Regions from separate parts of the Homo sapiens genome. Here region 2 is linked to region 1. The links are chromatin loops, found by intact Hi-C in ENCODE. Cell type or tissue: breast epithelium. All regions are shown on one strand. Links, peaks and the distances in the headings refer to the core of each region. The heading gives the core; the rest is flanking DNA.

What was found. Hi-C counts contacts between places; a loop is a spot of excess contacts. Peaks named below come from ENCODE experiments on the same cell type or tissue, not always from the same donor. Only the 100,000 strongest peaks of a DNase experiment are listed, where the experiment ranks them.
Region 2: it touches region 1 in a loop (29-fold over the local background); 2 of 110 quality-filtered maps call a loop at or near these places.

Annotation. Positions count from the first base shown.
Region 1 is chr14:51,970,542-51,982,415 of GRCh38, reverse strand. No RefSeq gene overlaps it. Among named protein-coding and RNA genes, the nearest start is that of RTRAF, 13 kb to the left of the region's middle. In breast epithelium, for the core only: a CTCF peak has its summit at 3,126 (motif pointing right); a DNase peak (open chromatin) is centred at 3,135.
Region 2 is chr14:51,911,265-51,923,138 of GRCh38, reverse strand. The region is part of intron 2 of GNG2 (G protein subunit gamma 2); the gene reads right to left. LOC102723604 (a long non-coding RNA gene) reads left to right here and starts at 4,568. Exons shown (of 3, transcript NR_126331.1): 1 at 4,568-4,590; 2 at 5,663-5,805; 3 at 6,632-6,994. In breast epithelium, for the core only: no CTCF peak of the experiment used is centred there; a DNase peak (open chromatin) is centred at 5,742; H3K27ac peaks cover 1,346 bases.

The DNA of each region.
Region 1 (11,874 bases), core at 2,766-7,765:
CGGTATCTAATATTCAGTGCTGGGTGTGGGTGTTAGCAAATGCTAGGGAAAAGAAATCTCTGTCATCCTTCCCTTTCCAGCTGTAATCACGTAGAGTTTCCCTAGTGGCATTGGTGGAACCTGAGACCTGACCTCATTGGTCCCACTAATGACTAGGTAGGAATAAATAATTTAGATTGTTAATGAGGGTTTGAGCTATTTCCCCAATGAGCCCAACTTTCCGGCAGCCTCAGACTTTAGAGCTCAGTGGAGTATGTTTCTAAAGCTGCTGCCATTTTCACACCCTTTCCTCACAGTTAGGAAATAGTTGGAATTTGGTTTTTAAAAAAAGTATGGATCTCCTGGAGATGGGCAGTCTTTGATAGCACCCTGGGAAGTAAAGTCTGTCCTAGGCTGTTCATTCATTCCAGGCATTGCTAAGGGAAGTAATACAAAACAGACCACACATGGGAACCTAATTTCTGATTTGAACTTCTTTTCCACACAATTTATAAGTTAAATCACCGTCAATCTGTGATGAATCCATTATGATCTCCTTTTTCAGGAGTTGTGCCTAAATTTGGGGGTACTTCTGACATGCCAAGGAATGAGTGGTAGTTAGCAGATCACTTCCACGTCCTTGTAGACCCACATTGGTGTCCCCTGGGCCATTCTCATCTCTATCCACTCTTTGGTTCTTGGTGCACAGGTTTACAGGTTCTCTGTGTCAGGGCTGTACTGCTCTTAGTCATACAGGAAACTCCCACTGCTCCCACACTATCCAAGTGACAAGAGCTCCATCGCCTCAGGAGCCCGGGGGACACTGATCCTCTGCCACAGTGTGGCCTGTGAAGCTGGGCAGCTCAGCCTCATCTGCTTACCTAAAGGATGGCAAACATGGACCCACCTCTCTGCACTGCAGCATGCTTTCAACACATGAACTTCTGGAGGATGTTCAAACCACAGCAACTCCTTTTGGGGATCTCATAGACCAATGGTTCTCAGTGCTGGTCCCTTGAGTGGCAGCAACAGCATCACCTGAAACTTGTTAGAATTGCACATTCTCCAGCCCCAGCCCAGGCTTACTGAATCTGAAGCCATAGGGTTGGGCCAGCAATCTGTGTTTTAACAAGCCCTACAGGTGACTCTGATGTGCTCAAGATTGAGAACAGCTGTCGCAGAGAACTTTGTGGGTTTCATTGTGCTGACTTCTACACACGAATTCCTAACTTGGGCCCATTCCTGGGCCACTGCTCTGTCCTTCCTCCCTTCAGGACCATTCATTTGTTTCTGCTCAACCCCTGAGACCTTAGCAACAGCCCAGGCAGACCCCTGCTTCTGCAGCCTGCACAGCAGGATCCCCCGAGAGGCAGCCTTCATTTGGAACAATTTCTTTCCCACTCCTGTTTCCCAACCTTTCGGGCATTGAGTTGACTAAATTCGGAGTAAGAAATAGGCCAAATCCTCTGTTCCACAAAAACTAATTACCTTCTCTGTCCTCCTCGGTCCTACTCTGTGAGGTGGGGGAGTTCTTTTCCTTCCTTTCTCAAGCACATTCCTCTGTGTTGTCCATGGCCCTCTCCACTGGGCAGGTGGCCCCGAGACGTTGGGACAAGCTCATGTCCCAAGATAGTTTTCTGGCTCCTCTGACAATCTCTGGCCCTAGAGAGAGAAGCATAGGAACATTGAAGCTGGCCAGCTTTCATCAGCCACTGATGCTGCAGCATAAGCATCACAGTTTTCCCTTGGGGGTGTGTACCTCTACTCTTGATTTATGCTCTTTCCTTTGGTTATTTTAGCTTTTCCAGGGATTTTCCATGCCTTCCTCTTTCTCCCTGCCTAAACATGAGTATAAACCCACTTGTTCAATCCCCACCTCTCAGAGAAGCTCCAATTTTGCATTTCTTGGGCTAGCCCCATTCTCTACCTCACAGCCAACATGGCTAAAAGTCAATATTTCACCCTCCACAATAAACCCCCTTGTTCTCTTGCATTTCCCTTGATCCTTTCCCAGCCTAGTGAGTTCCCATCACCCTTTGAATCTCAGTTTTGACTTCAACCATGTGCAGGTTTCCCTGACTTTTCCCCACATCCAACCAAGCCTGGGCACTGTCCACTGTGCACCTTCAGTAGCTTTTTAATGTGGGCCTCTGCAGAGCTCCTCCCCAGCTGGGGCAGGATCCCAAGGGTCTGTCTCTCATTCACTTTGCACCTTCCAGCCTAACATAGATGCTCATGTCAAACCAGTATCGTAGCAGCCTAGAAAGATCATCCCTTTTCCTAGTGGACTACCTTATAGCTGCAGAGCTGCCATGTCCAAACATACTGAAAGAGGTATAAACACACTTCCAGTCACCCCTAACAAAGCTGGAAGCCCAGAGCGGGCCCAACATTTTGTACTAAGTCACCAGGGCAATGGCTACACTCACATCCTATTCACAATTGGCCTCCTCGATGACATTCACCATCTTATGAGGCTGAGAACCCTAACCAGCTATTTACTATTTCATCACACTGAAGACCATAACTTTACTAGTCCAGAGACTCTTGCCCTGGAAGAGCCAAGTTGCAAATCTTTATGCTTCATGGGAGAACTTTCTGGAAAGTCTCAAGTCATCAACAGACAGTTTACATTCCTAGATTCACATTCCCTTGATGTGTCCACCAATCCTAAACTATTATGTCACAATCCTTACCCAATTCTAATCCAACCTCCCTCTCCTACATTAAAAGATCTCCCTTAAACCAGACGTCAGAGTCTTCATAAATAAGACCCTGTTTTCCTCCTATTGAGACTTCCTTATGGTGGAAACTATGCACTCAGCTTTGCCTTATTATCAAGTAATTTGGGGATCCAGCATGCAGCAGGGCATTGCTTACCTAGGCCTTTCCTGCTTACCTAAGGGATTATTACTTTGCATTCAAAGGTTTGCGTTCAAAGGGAGTTTTGTTCTCTCAGCGTCTTCTACAGTGAAGAAGTTCTACATCTTGACGCAGTAATGCCTATGTACTCGAATGAAAATTCGAACAGCCATGGAGACAATAGCCAAAATGCTTTCTTCTCTAGATCAAAATGACCTTCGGCTTCTGGCTGCAAAGAGCATCTGCAGACGAAAGACGCGATGATGTGGCGCCTTCTGAGAACTGACCAGCAGAGGGCGCTCTTGAGAAAGAAGAACGATGTGCAAGATTGTTCCGGTCAGGGATGGCAAATTCCACACAGGAGGCACCACTTAGCTGTAATTATTGTAAAGAATGGTAAAGGCAAGTGGATTTCCACAGAACATGAACCAGAACAGCCATGGAGTGATAGCGGTGCCAATTGCGGGAAACCTAGCGGAGAACCTTCCCAAAGTGGTATTCAGGCTAGGATTTCAAGCCTCTAGTGGGGTTTGGCCTTTTTACCAAGTCTCCTGAAATAACAGAATTTCCCCCAGTAATTCTGAGCCCTGTGGCCTTTAGGACATGCCATCTTGAAGTCGTTCTGAGCTACTTACTCTGGTGTTTCTGAGAAATTATTCTGAAACAGAAGGTCACTCTAAGCCAGAATTGGCAAACTTTTTCTGTAGAAGGCCAGATAATAGATATTTTCACTTTTGTAGGCCATACAGTATCTATGACAATCTTGCAAATAGAAGAACTATTTGGCTGAGTAGCTGGAACTGCAGACGTGCCATTTCACTTGGCTCTGAGTTATCTCATTCTGATTCTGTGGGAACTCAGTGCCTTTCCTTGTCTTTGAGCTATTTTGTAACTGTAAATTGTAGATAACTGATAGCAATGGAACAGAATTCTTGTTTTAGACATGCAACTGAATCCTGTCTAGTGGAAGCTCAACTGACTTGTCTGCCCTTCAGTAAAGAAGCCAGTTTTGCATCCATTTGGAAATTCATTTCAGTATTCCTGATCTTTAAATGTCTCTTTTTAAATTTTTGCTTTGACCAATTGTAACATCACCCTGGTTTCCAAATCTGTTTTAGAAAGCTGTCTTGCGGCATGAACCTTGTAGCTTAAAAGCAGGCACAGAAAACATGAAACTAATGGGTGTGACTGTATTCTAATGAAAATTTATAGACACTGAAATTTGAATTTCCTATAATTTTCATGTCACAAAATATTTTTAAACAATTTTCCATGATTAAAACAGTAAAACCATTATTAGCTAATAGGCCATCTAAAAACCAGCCAAATTTGGCCCATAGGCTGTGGTTTGCCAGTTCCTGCTCTGAGCCAACCCTCGGCACAACTTCTCAACTCCATCTGTAATGCCCATGTCTCTCTGAGAGAATACCTTTATAAATTCTTCTTCCTAGACCGTCTAGAAATAGTTATCCACCAAGAAAGATGAAGGAACCAAAACATCTCTTTCAGGTCCTACCATGTCTATTACTAAGCAAAGTGCTGTTAAAAATTCTGACTGAGTTAAGGGGTTTAATAAAAACACATGATTCTCAAGGGTCAAAATGACTGCCCTTTCTGGTGTGAATACTAACTGCATCATGCGTTTCTTGCCAACGAGGAGTCCCTTTGCTGACTTCGCACCAGATTAAGGGAGAGCGTGAAGGTGGAGCTGGATCTTCTGAGGTTTGGGCCCTCAAAACAACCTTACCGGTTGAGATTCTGGACATGGGACTTAACTCTCTAGCTTCTGTTTCCTATTCTGTAATGTGAGGGGATATTATTATCTGATAAGGCTTTTGGGAGGGTGTTAAGAGCCAAAACACGGTAGGCACTAAATTGATGTTAGCTTTTATTACCCAACAGATAGAGATAAGCCCTAAGAAATGCCATGTCTTTCTGTGAGAAAAGAGGTGCTCTTTAGTGTTAGTGATGGGATGTAATAGGAATGGATTGTAAGATCTTGGAGAACAGGATACAAACTAAGTTCTTCTTTTTTCTGAATTACTTAGCTTAACTCAGTGCCTGGCACCTGAAGTGGTCTCAAAAGTAAGGAAAAACCGGTACTTCAATAGAAAACAATGCATTGTTTATAGTATTACTCTTCCAAGTTATCTAATTCTTTTTTTCTTTCTCTTTTTTGTTTTTAGAAACAGGGTCTTGCTATGTTTCCCAGGCTGGACTGGGCTCAAGCGATCCTCCCGCCTCAGCCCGATCTTCCTGCCTCAGCCTTCTGAGTAGCTGGGACTACAGGCATGAGCCTCAGCACTTGACTCGGAATTATCTAATTCTGATTCTGTGGGAGCTCAGTGCCTTTCCTTGCCTTTGAGCTATTTCGTAACTGTAAATTGTAGATAACTGATAGCAATGCAAAAGAATCCTTGTTTTAGACATGCAACTGAATCATGTCTAGTGGAGGCCTAACTGACTTGTCTCCTCCTTTGTGAAAGAGGCCAATTTTGCACCCATTTGCAAATTCATTTCAGTATTCCTGATCTTTAAATCTCTTTTATTTATTTTTGCTTTGGCCACTGGTAACATCTGCCTTGTTTCCTTATTAATAATGAGTTAGAGAAAATCTTTGACGTGTTCATTTAATACCTATGTGAGAGTCATGATTTCGCTTTTGTTTTTGTGGAAAATTGTCTTTCAATATGCTGTTTAATTATGAAATTGAATTCAGGAACGTTTTCCTAGAAAACATTCGAACGTGGTCCTAGGGAATGACCTAAAACACTTCTATGCTGCCTTTTTGAATCATCTCCTCTTTCCATTTACGGTCTACTCATGACTCTGCCACTACATTTCTATATAATTTTGAATGGCACTTCAACTTTCCCATCTGGAAAGTAGGGAGTGGAACTCAAAGGCATTCTATAAGACAGCAGTTCTCAAACTTCATGGTCTAGGGACTTCTACACTTTTGAAAATTATTGAGGACCTCCTAAAATTATCAGGGCTTTGGCTTATGTGGGTTGTAGCTCTTGTTATTTGCCATATTAGAATTAAAACTGAGAAAATTTAAAAAATATGTATTTATGAGGCTGGGCATGGTGGCTCACGCCTGTAATCCCAGCACTTTGGGAAGCTGGGGTGGGTGGATCACAAGGTCAGGAGTTCGAGACCAGCCTGGCCAACATGGCGAAACCCTGTCTCTACTAAAAAAATTCAAAATAAGCTGGGCATGGTGGCCTGTGCCTGTAATCCCAGTTATTCAGGAGGCTAAGGCAGAATTGCTTGAACCCGGGAGGCAGAGGTTGCATTGAGCTGAGATCATGCCACTGCACTCCAGCCTGGGCAACAGAGCAAGACTCCATCTCAAAAAAAAATGTATTAATTCATTGAAAATAACAATAACAAGCCCATTACATGGTAACATAAATAACATATTCTTATGACAAATAACTATATTTTTCAAAACAAGAAAATATACAGTGGGAACAGTGGCATTGTTTTACATTTCTGCAAATTGCTTTATTGTCTGGCTTAAGAGAAGACAGATTCTTGTATGTGCATTTGCATTCAATTTGTTGTGACGTCAATATGTAGCCTCTAAAATATCCAATTATGTTCATGAAAGAAGGCAAGTAAAAAAGGCAAATAACATCATAATAATATTATGAAAATAGTTTTGACCTTGCAGATTCCCTGAAAGCGGCTCAAGTCCCCTCAAGAGTTACTGGAACACTCTTTGAGAACTGCTGTTATAAAGTAAACCAAGACAACCTAGAGGTGGGAGTAGTGATTTTTTTATGATGGGCATGCCAGTACATCATGCTGGTCCCTTCTTAGAGTGACAATTGGCTTTCCTAAGCATTCCGGAACAGCCTTTCCTTGGGCGCACACATACGCAAGTGTGTGCATGTGTAGCAGCATCTGTTGATCTGTGCTGGGATTCTGTGTTACAAGCTTGAGTGGGACATCGTATATCCCTGGAGTAGGAACAGGAAGTAGATTGACGGTGGGGGAAGGAGATAAGCTCCATTCTTTTTTCCCAAAGAAGCTCTGAGTGAGTCCCTGAAACTGCATTTGCAAGGGCCTTTGTCCTAGAATTCGTTCTTGATCCTTTTCTCAAATCACGGCTTGGAGAGTGAAGTCTCTGGAAGCTTCTACTCTTACTCAGATGACCCTGCTTCTGACCCTTGGAGGGTCACTGGGCTCTAAGATGACAGAAAAGCAGGTATTGGAAGAGTAGTCAGTAAAGGAAGAGAGTTTTCCTTCCTGAAAGTCCTGAAGAAAAAAAAACACTCTGTGCCTTCCCTGTTAGAATCACTCTTCTTGTTCTTCCTTGCACAGGCTCCTTGATACCAGGAAATATTTTCAGTGCAAGATGAACCTGGAAGCTACTGCTGATACTTTCTAGGTACCAAATGACCACTGTGAAGAAAATGTAAATATTGACATGAGCTCACTGATTTCTTCCTTTTAGAGAAGTAACTCAGAGATTTGAAGTTTATAAATAATCCGCTTATTCTATAAATAAGAACAGACTCAGAGCTTTTATTATCACCTCCCTTTTATGTACTTACATTCCAATTTACACCATAAGATAATGGTTAAGAATTAAATCTTTGGAATCGGGACAAACCTAGGTTTATATCCTTGGTCTGCCACTTCATGGTAATGGGAATTTAGAGAAATGTCAACCGTTCTAAACCCTAAATTCCTCATCTATAAAGTAGGGGTGAGTTACTTTGAGATCCCTGCAAAGCAGAGCCTGAGTCAAGGACCTGGATGCAGGTAGTTTATTAAAGGTAGTGTTGAGGGTGATCCCAGAAAGAAGCAATGTAGGAAGAGAGAAAATGAGGCAGATTTAAGTGAGAAAAACAATATGGCATATTATTGGGCTGGTTACTCTTGTGGCTGATTGAGGACTGGGCATCCTCTTAGGGATGCTCAGAGAAATCATATAAAATGCATCCAGAGATGTCCCTCTGAAAGGGTGGGAGCCTGAGACTTTTCTCCAGACTCGTCCCTCATTGGCTGAGGATTGCCCCAGGGGCACCAATTTTCACTGGGAAGAATGAGCTTGCAGAGAACTCTCCACTGCCGCTGTGGCTGAAATCAGCAGTGGATCGTGGATGTGTCATGAGGCACAAAGCTATCTGCTACAGGAGATAAATAATGACCGTGTCCTAGAGTTAGTGTGAAAATTAGATGAAGTGCTGTCTATAAAATGTCTAGCATTGTGCCTTGCTCAAAGGTAAGTACTAAGTAAGCATTCACTTTATTGTTGCGGCTGATGTGATCATTATGATTATTATCATTGTATGTTCATGAGTGAGAGAGATGAGTGAATATATGACTTAGAGGGTTCCAAGAATGACATGTAATCTGCAGTCTATCTCTTCTATGCCAAAGCCTGTATGATGATTTACCAGGACCAATGGCCAATTGTTGTGATTATTAGGGGTCATTACACTACTTTTACTTTCTCACCCTCTTTTTGATGTTTTGTCAAAATTTGGGCTCAAGGAGAAGGCATATTCAGTCAGTTGTTTGTGATGGAAAAAAGGTTGCCATTATGCTAGAGCAGCGCTGTCTAATAGAACCTTCCACGGTGATGGAACTGTTCTCTATATCTGTGCTGTCCAAAGACAATAGCCATTAGCTGCATGTGGCTTTGGGCACTTAAAACATGGCTGGTTCAGCTGAGGAACCAAATTTTTAATTTTATTGAAAGTTGTAGTTAATTTATATCTAAATGTAAATCGCCAAATGCACACACAGGGAAGGGCAATTAGAGATAGTGTTCCCAGTAGATAGTGGAAGGGCCCCTTCCCCTGGGGCTAAAATTAAGGTGATACAGCCAGCAATGTATTTCCTGCAGCCCCTGGGCCTGAAGCCCACGAGATCTGACTTCCAGGTTGGTGCATGGTGGTATCACCCAGGCCAAAGGGCTGCTGGCTGAAGACAATGTCCCCATGATGTTGTGAAGACACGGAGCCAGTAGAGGTTGGAGGGGGAGAGGTGACGACCTCCACTCAGCTTTGGCCCATTGTTTTGTGTGCAGAGCCAATCGCCCACCCCTTTGCAGGGGAGAGCTTCATTCTCAGCTGCCCTACAATGAGGGAAAGATTAAAGAGAAGCCCATCCACCTAGTGTTGTCTACTTCCTAAAGGTTACACTACCCTAGAGACAAGATTCTTGGACGGACGCAGTGGCTAATGACTGTAATCCCAGCATTTTGGGAGGCCGAGGCGGGCGGATCACCTGAGGTCAGGAGTTCGAGACCAGCCTGGCCAACATGGTGAAACCCTATCTCTACCAAAAATACAAAAATTAGCCAGGCGTGGTGGCAGGCACCTATAATCCCAGCTACTCAGGAGTCTGAGGCAGGAGAATCCCTTGAACCCGGGAGGCAGAGGTTGCAGTGAACTGAGATTGTGCCACTGCACTCCAGCCTGGGCAACAAGAGTGAAACTCTGCCTCAAAAAAAAAAAAAAAAGATTATCATTTAAGTATGATTAACTCCAGCATCACCTCCTCTGGCTGGTCATCACTTCTACCCTCCCTTTAGCTTCTGTGTCCTAGAATTGACCACTTTGGTAACTGACTATTCACTTGTCTATTTTCTCCATTAAACCGCAAGCTCCGGAAGGCAGGTGCCATGCCTTCTACCCTAGCACAACGCCTCAAACACAGTCAAATACTCAACAATACTGACAGCAAGGGCAACAGGAGTGGAGAGAGGAGAAAGGTTCATATTTCCTGAAGTCATTCATAGACCTCGTGGAATTCAAGCTAAACCTTGACAGAAAAGCAAGTTTAGTTACTCAAGGAGTTGTGTAATGACATTCCAGAGGGGGTAACATCAGAAGCAAAAGGGGAGACTAGCCAGGCATAGTGGTGGGTGCCTGTAATCCCAGCTACTTGGGAGGCTGATGCAGGAGAATCACTTGAATCCGAGAAGTGGAGGTTGCAGTGAGCTGAGATCACGTCACTGCTCTCCAACCTGGGCAACAGAGCGAGACTCTGTCTAAAAAAAATGTAAAAAGCAGCAGACAGGGAAGTGGGATGAACTCACAGCACACTGAAGGAGACAGGATGAACTGGAAAAGAGGGTTTGGATGGCAAGATGGGATTAGCCAAGTGGGGCCTCTCAAGGGCCTTGAGAGCCAGGTAGTTGAGATTGGACATGATGTGGTTGACAAAGAGCACCATGAACCAGAGAACCTTGGGTTTCTGAACATGGTGAAAGATGAGGTAACATCAATAAATCTGTTAAGATGTGGTTGGCATCAGTTGTTTTTTGCCTTTAACTTTCAATCCTGCCTCCTGTAGCAAAAGGACTTCAATTTCCTTAGAACCACTGTTCTGCCCACATGGCCCAGTGACTCTACCTCTATCCCTAGGTCCAGGGGTGGGCGAGCACAGGAACCAGATCTAGCCAATAGTGTCTTAGGAAGGGTTCCAGGGATATAGCCAGAGGCTTCTGCTAGAGCTGTTGTTATCTTTCTTCCTTGATTACTAAACTGTTGAGATATAAACCTGGGCCTGCTGACACCATCTTGATGCTGCGGGGCAAGAGTCTGAGAATTAAACCAGCACAGAGAATAGCCTAGCCAAGGGATGACAGGGACATTCCATGACATCCTCTAAGCATCTGGATCCAGCTGGGCTTGAAGTGGGACCTATTTTGGGGCATTAGGTTTCTGTCACTTGCAATCAAAGAAGTCCTGACTAATGAATACTCAGGGTCAACTGGGTGAAAGTGGGAGGAGATGAGCATCAGAATGCCCATACCAGCTGGTGTGATGGGAATTCAGACATGAGACACTGAGGGTCTCAACCAGGGCATTTGGGGGCTAGAGAGAAAGGAGGTGAGTTAAGAGGTGAGCAGGAGCTATCTAGCGGTTTCCTTTCTTCGAAGGTTGCCGTCAAGTAGTTTCTAATGGTTCTTTACCACCTCTGCCTTCGTGATGCCCCTTTACCTCTTTCATTTTTCTTTTCTTTTTTTTTTTTTTTTGAGATGGAATCACGCTCTGTCACCCAGGCTGGAGTGCAGTGGCGTGATCTTGGCTCACTACAACCTCTGCTTCCCCGATTCAAGCAATTCTCACGCCTCAGCCTTCCAAGTAGCTGGGATTACAGGTGCCCACCACCACACTTGGCTAATTTTTGTATTTTTAGTAGAGACAGGGTTTCACCGTGTTGGCCAGGCTGAACTTCTGACCTCAAGTGATCCACCTGCCTCAGCCTTCCAAAGCGCTGGGATTATAGGCGTGAGCACTGTGCCCATCCTCTTTCATTTGTTTTTAACCATTTTGTGAGATAAATGAATCAGGCATTCTTGTACCCACTTTAAAGCAGGAGAGGTCAAAGGACTTGCCCAAGGTCGCATGGGAGCGCTGGAGCCTAGTTCTGGTTCTCTAGTGCATGCTAATGCTCGAGCACAGTGTGGACTGAGCTCCCCAGGCCCCGTCTTTCTGTTGCTTCATTGTGGAGATGCAATACCCGGCTCCCGGCTTTTCTTATGACTTCCAGAGAGAAACAGCAGTAGTTCTTGCTGAGGAAAGGCCCAGGAGCCCATGGCCTTCTTCATTAAAATAAATTCTGCCTGAGTCTCCTGGTTCTAAATAGAAGAAAATGTAGATTTGGGGCAGAACCGAAGGGAAAGGGATTTCCCTTGGCAAATTATTTGCAATTTGTGGATTGGAGCTGACCCAGCTCCAATTCCCTCTGTCATTCTAAGTGCCATCTACAATGTGACCAGCTTATTAAAGAATGAGAACTGGAGGCAGTCCTCCCACAGGGGCTCAACAAAACAGGAGCAGAGTCACAGCCCAGCTGCGTCTTCCTCAGTGTAGCATGTCTAGTTGCTGGCTAGATTCTCACCCTTCAGTTACATGTTCATGCCTAGGCAGCCACTTCTGGGGGCTGTGGGAAGAAGAGCGAGAATATTTATGAGTTGTTTGTGCCTTTCCTTTGGCAGTATGAAAAGCTAGCTGTCATAAATACTGTAGTGGTCCTCAGACTATAGCATGTAACAGAATG
Region 2 (11,874 bases), core at 2,974-7,973, 59 kb after region 1:
CAAGCATTTCCTGCTTAATGCCTATTTTCTCTGCTCAGTTGTCATTTTTAAATAACGGTATTTTGTGAAAAACAAAACCACCCTGTACGTGGGAAACCATAAAGAAAGTTATTTGCTAGAAAGAACTGCCTTGCTAACAAAACGTATGTTGGCACGTTTAAAGACAGAGCTCCTGGGGCTGCCTTGAGTAAGTCTTGCTGAAAGTGTCTGCATGGCATTATACACAAGGCTTTCCCTTCTCCTCTGCCCCCACCCTGCAGCCTTGGAAATTTGCAGTTGCAATCTTTGACTGGACTCTATTGAGACTTTCCACCCCCGGCTGCTCAGGAAACACATACCAGCAAACAGAATGAAAGGGCCTTTTATAAGCACGAGTCCGTTATGTCTTAAACAGACTCCCACAGAAAGGCTTTTTTGTTTCTTACTCTTTAGGAAAAACTGAGCTCCTTCTGAAAAGTCTTTGGAGAGAGAGAAGAAACCGAAGACAGGGAGAAGGCTCAAGGGAGGAAGATAGGCTAGGGACAAAGGAGGGGCAATGGAAATTGTCAGAGAGGTTGAACTCTACTTTTCTAAGGTAAAAGCGACAGTGTTGGATAGCCTCTGGTAGGGGTAGGGGTCAGGGTGTGGTTGTCAGGGCTAAGAGGGGAGTTGGCTGCTACTACCCCTTGGAGTCTTCCCCCTCGCCAACTACCACCATCCCCAAAAGAGGGAGTCATCCATAGCAAAAAACACTGAGAGACTCTAGTGCTCTGGTCTCCAGAAAAGTTTCAGGAAACTAGATTTTTGCTAAGTAAACTTAATTTCTTGTCTTCTTCTTCTCCTTTTCCTTTTATCTAAAAAGCTACATTTTCTGTTTTACAAGATCCACAAGCAATTTCTTTCCCATGATAGCATCCTAGTTTCTCACAGAAAAAGTAGTTTCTCTCTCTTTTATAAGAAAGCATAATCTCCATTATTTCAGACATCCCCAAATCACAATAGTCTGAATTGTCAGAGTTTTAGCTGTCAGAAGATTACACAAACACGCATATACACACAGAAAGTGGAAGAAATGTAAAAGTCTTATTAGTTCATTCTTTATTAAACATTTAATAACCACTTATAATATAACAGAGTCCAGGTGGTATCATTTATGAAGAAAATGCTAAAGAAAATAGTGCAAAGGAACAAAATGATAGTTTCAGAGATTTGGGTGTATTAAGAAATGAAGAGAAAATGATGCTGTTTATTGCAAATCTGTATGGGTTTAATTAAAACAGAATCTCTGTGATACACTAAGTCAGCTGAAGTTAATGCTTATACATTTTTAATGAATTTTTTCATAATTTGAAAAATCCTTTTCAAGTTTAATTTATGAGGTCTCATGTTGCTTAAGTAGAGCAAAAACCCATTGGCATAAGAGCATCCACCTCTCAGCCTCTGAAGTAATGGCATTGATTTCTCCTGCTTTGTTGTCCTGGCCGCAGGTGTGAAAGCATTATGAAGTAAGCACTAGTTCAATATCCTGTGTGCACCCCATCCTCAGGGGCTTAATTACCTGCCTGTGTCCCAAGGAAGAAGAGAGTCCCTGTGGGCATGAAATAAAGCATTCTATGGTTTGGGCCTTCTTCCAACAATAAAAAGTTGTGCTTTAAAACATGCCTAACACAAAGCAGGTTTGGTAAGAATTGTGGAAATGTCAATTATTGGTTCCCAAACACTATTTTGTTTATATGTTCACTCCAGGGTCTCGAGTATTCTGCCTCTTCTGGAGTCCAGGCTTTAGAAGAGGTGACCTTCTTTCAGGGAATAGTAATAGCAGTTAACACTTCTTACATACCATAATGCAGGCCCTAAGTACTTTACTAGATTAATTCACTGAATTCTCACAACACTATGCGGTGCATACTATCTTATCTCCCATCTTACAGTTTTGGAACGGGAGGCACAGAGAAGTTAAGAAATGTACTTAGTCACATAGCTGGTAGGTGACAGAGCTGGGATTTCAACCCTCACAATCTGGTTCCCAAGTCTGTACCTTTTTTCACTATACAATACAGCCTTTTAGGACACTGAATATGAAAGGACCTCAGAGATGACCTCATCTTAATTCTCTAATTTTATAGGAGAAAGAATGAGATTCAATGAAATTAAGTGACTTATCCAGAGGAATATGATGAGTTCTTGGCAATGTTTGCAGCAGAACCAAAATCACTCTAATCCTAATGAAATGTGTAAACACCACACCCTTCACCCCACCCAAAGAACTCAGGTTCTCCTAAGCAGCCCAGCTCCCATGTTTCCATGGCCCCAACAGTTGCAATTTATTGGGGCTATGGAAATTCATGATGTCTTGGTTGAGAAAGATCAACATCTGTACTGGCAGTAACACAGGTAAAATTCATGGTGAAGGCATCTTCCACTGCCTACATAGAATGAAATGGAAAGAGGGAATAAGAACCATTCAAGGAACATTATTCTAAGAGCTCAAAATCTCCGATGCTCACCTAGACCTTTCCATTTATAAATTCTCTCCAAAGTCAGTCTTTCCAATTGTATCTCATAGTTTCATGGCATTCTGTTCCTATTGTTCAGAGTACTTCTGTATCATAATTTGTAATTATATTCTGCCTTCTGTATCCGTAAAGTCAACCAACCATAGATTGAAAATATTTGGAAAAAATGGATGGTTACGTCTGTACTGAATATGTACAGACTTTTTTCTTGTAATTATTTTCTAAAAATATAGTATAATAACTATTTACTTATATTGTATTAGGTATTATAATTATTATAATTATTATATTGTATTAGGTATTATAAATAATCTAGAGATGATTTAAAGTATAGGGGAGGGTTTGTATAAGTTACATGCAAATACCGTTGTCCCTTGATATCTTCAGGGGATTGGTTTCAGGACCCCTGTGGATACCAAAATCTGAGGATGCTCAAGTCTTGCAGTCAGTCCTGCGTTAGTTCCAGATATGGTCCTCAGTATCTGCAGGTTCTACATCCCACAAATACCATATTTTTGATCCAACATTGGTTGAATTCTCAGATGCAGAACCCTCAGATACAAAGGGCCAGCTCTACAATATCATTTTATACAGGGACTTGAGTATCCATGGATTTTGGTCTCCAAGGGGGTTCCTAGAATCAATCCCCAACAGATACAGAGGGACAACGGTTTATATCTAATTGTGTATGTGTTTAGTTCTGCTCCCCAGCTAGACAGTACACTCCATGACAGGGGCCATATCTATTTTTATTTGCCTATAAATACCTAGAATCTGGTACATAAACAGGTGTTTGGTTAAAATTTGTTAAATAAACTTATACCAAAGCCTCAGCAACAGAGTGTTAAAAGATGATCTCCGTTTTGCCTGATAAACATCTGTTGTTCAGTGCTCATTATCTTTATTCAGTTACTGGACCATATCCATTACTAGGGCGGAACATGTTCAAACAAACAAGTCTCAATCAGCCAAAGCTCAGCTGCCTTACAAATCTACCTTTCATTCAGGGTCCAGGAACCCACTAGCTGGGACTGGTTATGTTGTCAAACCGTAATCATCAAACTAAGGAAAAAGACCAGTCTAAAACATCAAAATTGGGGATACATGTATTACTTTTAAATTCTGAGGGTAACTCATAGTATGTGAGCTGGATTTGCTACAAAACACTTCTTCTGGGGACCTGCTTGAAAGGCTAGATAAAACAATTTTTGTTTGGCATGTGCAAAATTTATATGTAAAGAGCTATGTTTAAAGACTTTAAAGATGTTCAAAAACAAATTATTCTTTTAACATTTTAAGCACTATTCTTACAATCTTGTTTTCACATTATTGCATTAAACACTTCCATTATTATCCACAAAGAAAAGATTTTTTGAGTAATATTAAACACCACTCCAGTTACTTCTGAAATAAAGCAAAGTGTGAATTAATAGAGTTTAAATTAATGAAGACTTTCTCTAAGTTATAAAATTTAGAGTAAAATTATAAAATTTAGAGTAAAATCATTAAAAGTTTTCTAGGCCGGACGCGGTGGCTCATGCCTGTAATGCCAGCACTTTGGGAGGCTGAGGCGGGCAGATCATCTGATGTCAGGAGTTCGAGACCAGCCTGACCAACATGGAGAAACCCCATCTCTACTAAAAATACAAAATTAGCCTGGCGTGGTGGCACATGCCTGTAATCCCAGCTACTCAGGAAGGCTGAGGCAGGAGAATTGCTTGAACCTGGTAGGGGGAGGTTGCGGTGAGCTGAGATCGTACCACTGTACTCTAGCGTGGGCGACAAGAGCAAAACTCAGTCTCAAAACAAAACAAAACAAAATTTTCTAAATTCTATTTCCTTGATGATGATACACAAGAATTTCTCCAAAAACAGTAACACCTTGTTTATTTCAACCCTTTTACAATGAAGGCAGTAAGAAAACAGATGCAAGTTCGTAGTTTATTTTGTGCCTAAGTAATAAATCTGCTTTAGTTTCTATTCTGTAGCTGATCTCCAAGTATAAATTGTCTTATTTTTGTGTTATATAAGTTAGTTTATTTTTTTACTTATTTTCACAGCATTAATTATTGGAAAGAAGGCCTGCAAACACAAGGCAAGTATTCTCTCATGGAGGTCACACCATAGATGTACAACTGTTCTTTTATTTTTAGAAAATATCTTTGTGTAAGTTGGGATAATTTGAAAATGTGGATTCAACCCTTTGCCGTATTTTATCAAGACACAACTGCAAAATCTGCTTTTTTTTTTTCAAATGAAGGAGGTAAAAGTTGACTTTATTTTTTGGAAAAATGCTCTCAGCTGGGACTCATGTCTACATGAGGACAACCAGGAAGCAAAATTGGCCAGAAGCAGCTCTTTGCAGAGTGGAGACAGTGCAGCTCTTTACCACGGGCATGAAGACAGCGTGGTAACATGGTCAAAGCTTGTTAGGTCAGGTCACCACCTCCGCAGGTGTCTTTGACACTGTCTAATAAAAATGCTTTTGGGATGGCTTTCAGCCCACTGTTTTGCCCCTGTTGCTTCTGGTTTATTATCCTGTAGCTTTTGTCTTCACTTTTGAGGGATGTAGTGAGGCTTCTTTATCAGTTTTTTTTTTTTTTTTTGGTTTGTTTTTTGAGATGGAGTCTCTCTCTCTTGCCCAGACTAGAGTGCAGTGACACGATCTCGGCGCAGTGCAACCTCCACTTTCCAAGTTCAAGCAATTCTCCTGCCTCAGCCTCCCGAGTAGCTGGGACTACAGGCGCCCGCCACCATGCCCGGCTAATTTTTGTGTTTTTAGTAGAGACAGGATTTCAACGTGTTGGCCAGGCTGGTCTCAAACCCCTCAGGTGATCCGCCCACCTTGGCCTTCCAAGGTTCTGGGATTACAGGCGTGAGCCACCACACTCAGCCATTTATCAGTTTTTAATACAGTGTTTCTGATGCTTAATAAGAAAATGATCCAAAGTTCAGATTTTCCTTTGTGATTAAAATAATCATGACCTAATATCTCAAAGGAATGATTAAAAAAAAGTCTGATTTTTACTTTCAGGGAACAACACATCTCCCTTGATTAATCCTAAATACCTTTAATCAGAGGTAATTCAGTGTGTGCAAGATTTATGCTATTTGCTGGAAGTTAAGTGATTTAAAAAAAGACATGGTTTTAATAAACTCTGCACTAGGCTAAGGTTCCAACTCACTCCCTGGAGGATGCTACGTCTCACAGGAAGATTACAGAGGCGATTGCAGTATGAAGGCAACCAGCCATGTCGTTGCTGTCTGACAAATGGGATGCGATTTTCTTGTGCTTTACACTTGGGGCTCAGTAAGTACAGCTATGGAAAAATTGTTTCTTCCCTATCCCTCTTCGTGGCAGCGGCTGGGATTCACTGGGAAGTGTGCTGACTGGTGGATATTTTGACTCCAGAACATTTGGGGACTTTTCACTATGATGGAAGAAATTTCAGAAATGAGATATCATTTTGAAAGAGTAGCTTAGGATGTACTTACATGCCTAAGGGCTACCAAAAGTTTAGGGAAAGTCCATTAAATCGCGTTTTTCCTAACTCCTACATCCTCCCCTCTAGCCACAGTCATGCTTTCACCAGGCTCTGCCCACCAGTGCCCAAGCCAGCCCTGAACATGCCTGGCAGTGTAGATAAAATCAGATCTCCATCAATGGGTGAGGTCTGAAATAGATTTTGCTTCCTTAAGTCTCATAGCCAGGGACCTAGGAAACACCTGATCACCCAGATAATGCTACCTTCATCCCACTGTTTTGGCTGGCTCTTCTGCCAGGCCTCAATCTCCAGTGGCCAGACCTTCTTCTCTGAATTTTAATAAATGCTATTAGATGGGAGGCTGCTTCAAAGCTGGCAAATGGCCCTGGAACCCTCACACTATCCACTACCTGACATACCCTGTCCATCACACTGCACCCCTGGATACCTACACCAACCTGGGTATGGTCCACAGCAGCCTGGCACTGCTCCACCACACCGCAGGCAGGTAGGCCTCCCAGCACCTGGCTCTTCTTCTACTTCTGGCTTCCTCCCCCTCAATGGCCACTGTTGAAGCTGCGCCAGCTGCAAATCCGCTGTCCCAGGAGAGAAGTTTAATTGGATTAATTTCCATTTCTTTTTTTTTTTCAGGATTATTTTCGTGGAAAATTTTTAGCACTTTGAGATGTTATAACACTGGCATCCTAGAGACCGAAATATGAAATAACTTAGTACAAAATAGGTCCTCGTGGGAAGCCAATGTGCACGTTTTCCCACCATATTCTGCCAACGGTGCACTATTCTCAACTACTCCATTTATCTCTACGGGGCAAATAATGGATGTGTTCCAGCACCCACTCAATTTCTGTGTTTTCGTCTAGCTGAAATAATAATAGATGTAAAATATGGCTCTCTGTCTAAAATTAGCCTCTGGTTAGACACTATCAGCTACCACTCAACACAAGGAAATTTTACACAGAAATAAAATGATTACATAGGTAGAATGATGCATGATTTCATTTACTCAATCAATAATTCTTTATTCTTTTGGTGCCTACTCTATGTAGTATGTTGTACAGTAAGGGATAAAGAAACAAACAGGAATAGGCTCCTGTTCTCAAGGAGTTTATCTTTGAGGTTGACTTTTTTATTCTTTTATAGTTTTACTGTATAACTGTAATGCCTCCCGTCCTGAAAATGACAGTTATTACAGGTTTAACTCACAGCAAATATTGTTACCTGAAACCTACCACCACAGTCTCAGGAGAACCCACAAACCTGGATGTAGCATTCTGCAGTGTGTCTTTGTCTGGGAACAGAGTACAGCAGCTGTTTCCTAAGTTCTAAACACAGACCCATAATTCACATATGTAGGCAAAAGTGATTCAGGCTAAGTATGTGTTCCTTTCAAAGCACTAATTTAAAGAAATACCACTTTTTTTTCCAAATAGCATTTAGTCACAAAATATTTTAGAAAAATACCAATTTTCTGTTGTGGGGAAATCGTTTAAGGGCTGGGCTGAAATTCAGAGGAAGACTTTTGTTTCTTCTTTTAAATAAAAAGTCACTTTATAAAAGAGAACGGATGGCTTCTAACGTATCATATTTACCCATTTCCCCTCCCTAATTTTCCATTTACCCCAAATTCGATTTGTTTCCTTGCTGCCTCTTTAAGTCCCTCCCATATCCTCAGAGCAGCTTAGGTGTCTTTTGTGAATTCATTTATGCTCTTTGTTCCATTCATCCTATTTAGGGCAGTAACAGTTTACAAGAAGCAAAACACATTATAAGTTAGTCATAATTATTACACTGAAATGCATCCTCTCCCTCATAATGTAGCAGAGGTGTAATATGACAAAATAGAAGTTTCTCAATCCAAAGCTGCCATCCTTATCTATGAACCAGTAAACTGCCCTTCACAGAAGGCCTTGGCTTTTTACCTTTAAGGATGATGCCCTTATTCTAAGAAAAGAACAAAGAAGGTTAGTGGGAGTACAGGGAAGAGACAACTGAATTGATTCATACACTTAAGCTCTAAACGTGGCCAACATCTCTTAGTAGCTGAAGTGAAATGGTAAATACTTTGGGTTACATAGTTTTCTGATAAAGTAAAGGCAAAGCAAATGCCTAAGTAGAAAGAAATGACCCTGAACTTTTAAACTCAAGCAAGCAGTCATGGAGTGACAGGCTTTTTGGCCTTGCCTGATGACAGTGTACATGACAGAAAGGCATGATGGCAGGGCATGTATCATCTTTGTCCATTTCCCCCCAATTGAGACCCCAATCGTACCATCTTCAGGTTTCTTCCAAAGTTATGCGTAAGTGAGTGACTCTCGTCAGCATCAAAGACCAGTATTTGGTCTGTATTACATTTGAAAACACAAAAAAACATAAAGAACTCTTCAAATGAAATCTGATGAAGCTAATAGCCCATGAGGATCAGTTCAACAAGTTGCATCAGCAAAGACCTCTCTTTGTTACCGGATCTACCAGATCCAGGCCGCAAAGGAGCTCCCTTAGACTGCTTTAATTAGGTATTTCACTTACAAATGAATTAATTAATTAGAGATAAGCACCTGAAAGCACATTACTCATGTGGTCTAGTTAAAGCTTTAAATAGATACAAAACTGCCGACACCTCATTACTATTAGGTAATTCTACACGGGACTTAACACCCAAGATGATTTACCAAACCTCGTGCCAAAACAGCATTCATTCTAATCCCTCCCGCACCTTGGGAACCTTAGCACAAGGATCCTTCAAGAAGATTCAGGGAGAAAGGATTAGAGCAGGAGCTATGGTTACTGTGGCCTGTGTTTCTTCATCAGTTTTTCTTTCAGACATAATGAAATGGCCTGAGACGGCAGTCCTTTTCCATTCTACCTTGGTCTGGCTTGTCCGTTTTATGTTGCCTAATAACTCCATTCAATGGCACAGTCATTTCTGGCAGCCTCCAGCTAGAATCAGAGTGGTGGCAGACATACTCAAGAGCCAATATGGAATGACTCCATTCCCCCAAAAACAAGATGATTGCAATTTCAATATCTTCTGCAAAAGTAGATAAAAAGGCAAGCAAGCAAACAAAACACCTTGAACTTTATATTGGATACAGTGACTCCCAGTTTTAAGCACACATGGAAATTCTTACCTACAGATAAAATTTTAGTGATATTCTTCCCATTGTTTTTCATATATATGAAATGAAACATATGTATGAAAAAGGTATTTGGATATATGTAACTTTTATGCATACATTATATATGCAACATATGCATAAATTATATACATGCAACATTTTCATTGTTGGTGGTCAGTTTTAAGGGAGAATATAGAGTACTTTAATCCTAATAATAGAACTTGTAAATGTAACTTAAAGGATGTCACCTCCACTCCCACAGTAACTTCTAGTTTTACAGCAGTACTAAGAGCTCTGTGCTTATTCCTTTATCTAGAGCACAGCTTTTTGATCAGTTGCTCCTCCATACAACCTCTAGACCTCCTCTCTACATCTCTGCTTCTTCCCTGATCTCAAAGGTGATGACAATGGGGGAAAGGACCATTCATCCTGTACTGCCCTCTCATCCTATGATCCCATGGCACCTGTTCTTTCCGCTCTCCCCCATAAACTTATTTGTTTATTTTTAGAGACAGGGTCTCACTCTGTCACCCAGACTGGAGTGCAGTGATACGACCTTAACTCACTGTAACCTCTAACTCCCGGGCTCAAGCAAGCTTTCTGCCTCATCCTCCCAAGTAGTTGGGACTACAGGCACAAGCCACCACACTGGCTAATTTTCTTTTTTAAAAATTTTTGAGAAAGGAGGTCTTGCCATGTTTCCTGTGCTGGTCTCAAACTCCTGGCCCCAAGGGAGCTTACTGCCTCAGTTTCCCAAAGTGTTGGTATTACAGGCATGAGCCACCATACCCGGCCTACTTTTTAATGCTTCTATCATCCTCCAACTTATTAACTTTTAAAAAACATAAACATACATTACAGGTGAAAGAATAAAACAAGGAACACCCACTTACCAACCACCTAGAGTTAACAATGGTCACTTTTGCTTCCCCATCCCTCTGTCTCTCCTGCCATTTGAAACTAGGTAGCAGACATCACGAGACTTCATTCCTGAACACTTCACAGTATCATCCCTTTGAAAGCAGAAACATAAGCTTACAGGTTCAATTAATTAATTTCTAGCCGATTTAGTGAGCTTCAGCAGTTTTACTTAAACATTTGTTTTCATTTTTCTTGGGCTATCTTCCACCTCAAAGAAACAAAACACACACATACACACACACACCCCCACCCCCACCCCCAAAACCAAGCCAGTAGCTGAAATACACGTTGCAGCATAATATCTGATGTAAGGTTTTTATAAGGACTGCCCACACAATGTTGTTCACCTGTGTGGGGCCTTTGGCCTCATATTAGAATCACTGACATCTTAGAAGAAAGCATCCAGGCTGGTAACCTTGTAGGGAATAGCTCTCTCGAGAATGTCAGACTTGGTCAATTATGCAATTGTTTTGGGAATTTTACCCCTGGGCACTTCTGGTTTGTCTGAAGAAGCCCAGCAGTAATGAAAGTGGACAGGACTCCACCCACAGAGGAGTTTTGTCCTGGAGATGGTGTTAGGCATCTCTGGAAAGACCTCTGCTCAACCTTCACCAACCAGGGCAGCCGTAGCAACAGCAGGAAGTGACAGTCTCTTCCTCACCTAACTGGAATCAGTGAGGGTGTAACATTATCAGGACACATTCAGTATTTAGGCTGAGCCACTGGAATTAAGGGATTTTGGGGGTTGGGGTGTGGGGATAGAAGATGGGAGCAGCTCACAGTCCTGCCTAAGGTACAAGGGAATCTTAGTGCTCTCTTCCTTTTCTGGCCATTCTTACTATATCTCCCCCATTCTTTCTTCCCCATCTCCCAAGAATAATGAAAGCTAACATTTATATATGGCTGAGAGGCAGTGCAGCAAAGTGGTCAAGAGCTTGGGCTCTGGGCCACACTGCCCAAGTTTGAGTCTCAGTTCTGCCATTTACTCAATAGGTGATGCTGGGCAAGTTACTTAACCTGTGTGCCTCCATTTCCTCATCTTGAAAGTGGGGATGATAACACCACCACATATTTCCTGGGAGCTTGTGAAGAGTAAATAATATATGTAAAGTACCTAGAACAGTGCCTGACACTATTAGCTATACTTTTTTTCATTTACTAAGCAATTACTTTATATAAAGCCCTTTTCATGATTCAACTCCTTTAATCTAACAATAACAACAAAAAAAAAAAACATAAGAAAAGGCTATCAGGATGGGCATGGTGGCTCACGCCTGTAATCCCAGTGCTTTGGGAGGCCAAAGTAGGCAGATCACTGGAGGCTAGGAGTTTGGAGACCGGTCTGGGAAATATAGTGAGACCCTGTCTCTATAAATGTTTTTTTAAAAAATTAGCCAGGCTTGGTGGCATACACCTGTAGTCTTAGCTACCCAGGAGGCTGAGGTGGGAGGATTACATGAGCCCAAGAGTTAGAGGTTACAGTGAACTATGATAGCACCACTGTACCCCAGCTTGGGTAATAGAGCAAGACTCTGTCTCTTAAAAAAAAAAAAAAGCTATCATTATTCTCATTCCACAGATGAGGAAAATTAAGTTCAGATGAAGTTCACTAAATTTCCAAGATTTCCCAGTCAGTAAGTGGAGGGGCCACGATTTGAACTCAGGCAATGGGTCTCCAAGGTCACATCTTTGGCCATTCAGCTCTGTGGCTTCCCAAGTCAGGACACAAGAACTCCAAGTTACTGGTTAGGGACTATTTCATTCTCATAGGCCTTGATAACCATTCCCTTCCCTACCCCGTAACAGAATTTATTCATATTTTCCCACCCCAAGCAC